Linked DNA regions of Homo sapiens: region 1 is linked to region 2. Evidence: chromatin loops called from intact Hi-C (ENCODE). Cell type or tissue: HCT116. All regions are shown on one strand.

Region 1 (2,500 bases), 670 kb after region 2:
TTGTAGGGAAAGGCAAGAATGCTACATGAATCTGTCTAAGAGCAGAATTTATGATTAAGCTTGTTTTGACATAATGGTAGGATTTACAGTAAGTACGTGCTCTTATACAAGAAACAGTAGATAAAGTAGAAATTTTAGAGGCCTTCCTGGAACTGGGGTCAAACAGAAGTCAACATGGTGGATTATCATCCACGACAGAGATGCTTTAACCTCCACACATGACTACAATAGTGTTTCTAGATTATAGCTCTAATCACAATATTGAACTGTTTAAAACGTACAGGAGAAAGGCCTAATTATTTTTGTGTAATATATGAACCTCTCATAGACCAGCTTTGTTTTTCTTGACAGCTTCTACTTCAACTTCTCTATCTTGGTACATCCTTGCTCTAATTCTGTGAGCTACATGAAGTTCACAAGTATGCACCATTGTTTTAAATGTTATTCCATTTTTTTCTAATGTTGTTTTTTAAAAAATCAGCTCAAATAGCATGTCTATGGAAAAATGTCCTGAACTCTCTGTGAAAATGTATTTAATTTCTCCTCTGAGTTCCTCAGCTGCTTTGTTCATTCTTCTGTTATAATAGTCGAATAATTTGTTTATGTTTCAACTTCCAGACCATCAGTCTTGTGAGGAAATAGGCTGTTATTTTTGACTCTTGAACATTTAGTAAGATAATTAATGCAGAATACTGGCTTGATGAATATTTGCTGAATTCATTATTTTTATTTTTTTTCTACATACTAATGGAAAAAAAGAACTGATAAATGGTCTTGTAAAACAGTGGAAAAGGATTATTATATTTTATAAACAAATCAATCATCTTTCTTCAGTTCCCATAGTCTATGGCCCAAGTACCAATCACATAACTCAAAGTCACCAACCTTATCAAACCCATCCTTTTTTTTTAAGCTGTTACATATTAAGATGAAAATTTTTATAATTTTGCTACTTAACAGCTATGGTTTTTAACTTACGGTTACTTTTCTCTCCTTGTAATATCTGGTAACATCTGGAGACATTTTTGTTTGTGACAAATGGGGAGATGCTACTGGCATCTAGTGGTAGAGGCTAGGGACGCTGCTAAACATTGTGCAATGGAAAGGACAACCTTCTACAACAAAGACTTATCCAGCCCAAAATGTCAATAGTGTCACAATTGAGAAACTGTTCTACAGTATATCTCCCTCAGGGCATTATCTATATCCAAATCTAAAGAGAATAATCAACTTGTTTTGGTACAAACATCTATATCTGTCTATCTATATTTATTTTTTTCCTCATTCTGTGCTTTTTTTAATCTAGCTGCAGAAATAAACTACAATTTTCTTAAAGGGCAAAACATAACTTTTCGAGAATGCTACAGTTTTCATTTCTTAAATTTATATGACCTACATACGCTTCCGTGTTTTTAAATTTTAGTGCATTCCTGTTTATAAAGACTAAACATTATTTTAAAAAGTAACTCACGAATTAGCATCCAAGATGAGTTCATTTATTTCAAAAGAGAAAAAAAACACATTATGCCTTAAGTCATCTCTCAGAGATGTTATTATAACATCACGTGAATGAAAATTAATTAGTACTTTGTTGCTACATTAAACTTCCTTTTGTAAGCTATAAGTAGAGATCATTTCTTCTACTAAACATATAATAAGAAAAATGAAACATAGCCTTATTCCAAGTTTAGGAACAATAAAATGACAAAATAGAAAGCTCTTCTTCAGTGTCTACACCTGCATGTGTCTTTTTTCCCAAAGCGTCCTATATTACTGAAGGTGACATATTCAATGCAGAAATACTGTGCTGAAATTTAATAAAAAGACATACCAACGAAAGAAAGATTAGACTTTGCCTTATTTTTCCATGATTTATGAAGCATATTTATAAAAGCTTGCAGATTTCCCGTAGCCTACAGAAGGGCACAGACACTTCAGCTTGATGTATCCTGAAGTCATATTGACCATTTATAGTACAATATAACATTCAGTATTAATTTGTTCATTTAAGATCACTTATTGTGTATGATATTTTGCAGATAGACAATGAGCTCAAGCCAATCTCTACCTTTATACAATCACATATGGGAAACAGACAAGTTAGCGGGCACTATATACTATGGTAAGTGCTACAGAAACACATTGAAAGGTGTGGCAGATGCTATGGAAATCCCTCCCAATAGCCATTATTTCCTTATTCCTTACTATAAGAAACTGGTTTCTGTTCAGGAACTGATGGCACATGCACTCAGGGAAACTGGTTCTCTTTCCAGCTCCTGGAAGAAATGTTGATTAGGCAAAGCCCATAATAACCATCCTTTCCTCTTGCAGTGATTAGCTCACACATGGTCATGTGATATAACTATGGCTAATGAGACAAAATATAAAGTTAGATTTTAGGGATCTGGTAGAAGATTTCCTTTCTGATAAAAAAAGGAGAATGTGAGGAACACTGCCTCTTTCCCTGCTGCCAGATGGGTTTTGTGAGGACATGAAAACT
Region 2 (2,500 bases):
TTAAATATGCCATGCTGCTCTTTCCTGGCCTGTAAAGTTTCCACTGAAAAGCCTTCTACCACACATATTGGGGATCCATTTTATATTATTTTTTTTTCTTTTGCTGCATTTAGGATCCTTTCCTTATGCTTGATTTTTGGGAATTTTATTGTTAAATTCCTTGAGGTAGTCTTCCTTGGGGTAAATCTCCTTGGTGTTCTATAACCTTCTTGTACTTGAATATTGGTATCTTTCTCTAGGTTTGGGAAGTTATCTGTTATTATACCTGTTAATAAACTTTCTACCCCTATCTCTTCCTCTGCCTACTCTCTAAGGCCAATAACTCTTAGATTTGCCCTTTTGAGGTTATTTTCTAGATTCTGTAGGTATTATTCATTCTTTTTTCTTTTGTCTCTGACTGTGTATTTTCAAATAGTCTGTCGTCAAGCTCACTAATTATTTCTTTTCGTTGATCGAATCTGCTATTAAGAGACTGTGATGCATTCTTCAGTATGTCAATTGTATTTTTCAGCTCCAGAATTTCCGGTTGATTCTTTTTAATTATTTAAGTGTCTTTGTTAAATTTATTCAATAGGTTTCTGAATTTCTTCACTGTGTTATCTTGAATTTCAATGAGTTTCTTTATAACTGCTATGTTTAATTATCTGCCTGAAAGGTCACATATCTCTGTCTCTCTGGGATTGGTTCCAGATGCCTCATTTAGTTCATTTGAGGTCATGTTTTCTTGGATAGTTGTGATGCTTCCGGATGTTTGTTGGTGTCTGTGCATTGAAGTGTTAGATTAGATTATTGTAATCTTCACAGTCTGGGCTTGTATGTACCCATCCTTCTTTGGAAGCACTTTGTGTGTTGTAATCTAAGTTTCTGGTCACTGCAGCCATATCTGCATTAGGGGGCACCCAAGCCCATTAATTCTCTGGCTTTTGCAGACTTATAGAGGTACTGCCCTTGTTTTGGATGTGATCAGGAATAATTCTCTGAATTACCAGGCAGAGATTCTTGTTCTTTTTTCTTACTGCCTCCCAAAGAAACAACCTCTCTTCCTCTGCTGAGCTTTGTGGAGTTAGAGGAGGAAAGACAAAAAACCCCTGTGGTCACCTGAAGCCAACACAGCACTGGGTGTCACCCAAGGTCCAGTGTAATCACTATTTGGCTGTTGCCTCTGTTCATGGCCCTAGGGCTATATAATCAACAGGTGGTGGCATCAACCAGCATGTGCCCTCATGAGCTCCCCTGGGGTCCAGGAGGTTTCAGAGATGGTGTCTGAGAGCCAGAGCCTGGAGTCAGAAACTTTTGACATCTATATGTTCTATTATACTGTAGTGAGTTGGCATCTAAATCACAAGACAGAGTCTATTATACTCTTCCCTCCCTTCTCACAGGCAGATAATTCTGTCCCCATGGCCACCACTGCCACATGCCCGTACTGCCAGGCTACCACTGATGTTTACTTCAAGCCCAAGGGCTCTTTTATCAGCTTGTGATGAATGCTACCTGGCCTGAGACTCACCCTGCAGGGCAGTGAGCTCTCCTCTGGCCCAGGGCAGGTCCAGAAATGCTGTCCAAGTGCCAGGGCCTAAAATCAGAGACCCCAAGAGCTCACTTGGTACTCTAACAAGCTGGTGTCTAAGGTGCAAGACAAAGTCTCCTTTATTCTTGTCTCTACTTTTCTCAAGCAGGAGTCTTTCCTTGCAGTCACTGCAGCTGGGAATGTGCTGGGTCACATCTGAAGCCAACATGTCTCAGAGTCATGCCCAAAGCCCATTATATTACCTGCCTACCGCAGCTGATTATTAAGGGATCGTGGGCTCTTTAGTCAGCAGGTAATGAATCCTGCCAGGATTGCTTTCTTTCCATCAAGACAGAATGTTCTCTTTGGCTCAAGGTGTGTCTAGAAATGTCATCAAGGAGCTGGAACCTGGAATCAGGGCCTCATGACTCTGCCTGGTGCTCTATCCTACTGTGGCTGATCTGTTATCCAAGTTGCAAGACCAAAGTCGTCTGCACTCTTCTCTCTCCCTTCAAGAAGAACAAAAAAGTCTCTTTGGGAGCTATGAGCTATGCTACCTGGGGTTAGGATAATGTAGTGAAGCACTCCCTCAGCCACTTCAGCTGGTGTCTCACTAGGTTGCCTTCCCCCCAAGTCTACTGGCTATCAGCCCAGAACAGCACTAGGACATGCCTAGAAGTTGCAGTCTTTGTGGCCTAGATGGGCTTTAAAGTTTATTAGGAACTCCATAGCACTTTAGCCCATGGTGCTGAGGCTTGCCAGAACTCAATTTCTGCTGGATGATTCCTCTCTGGCTATGGCTTGTCTCAGCGTTCCCTCCTTGGGTGTTGGGTGAGTTCTGCCCAGTATCGCTTTTCACTGTGACAGGGCAGCTCTGAGTTCCACTACAATGTTCCATAATTGCTGAGATGTCCCTCCCTCAAGGGCACAGATTCTCTGTGCCACATGGCCACTGTCGGGGATGAGAGAGAGCTATCATTGACAATTCAA

What was found. Peaks named below come from ENCODE experiments on the same cell type or tissue, not always from the same donor. Only the 100,000 strongest peaks of a DNase experiment are listed, where the experiment ranks them.
Region 1: it touches region 2 in a loop (2.6-fold over the local background); 2 of 110 quality-filtered maps call a loop at or near these places.

What each region holds. Positions count from the first base shown.
Region 1 is chr4:33,647,786-33,650,285 of GRCh38, reverse strand. No RefSeq gene overlaps it. Among named protein-coding and RNA genes, the nearest start is that of LINC02484, 620 kb to the left of the region's middle. In HCT116, a CTCF peak has its summit at 1,074 (motif pointing left); a DNase peak (open chromatin) is centred at 1,075.
Region 2 is chr4:34,322,408-34,324,907 of GRCh38, reverse strand. No RefSeq gene overlaps it. Among named protein-coding and RNA genes, the nearest start is that of LINC02484, 54 kb to the right of the region's middle. In HCT116, no CTCF peak of the experiment used is centred here; a DNase peak (open chromatin) is centred at 1,088.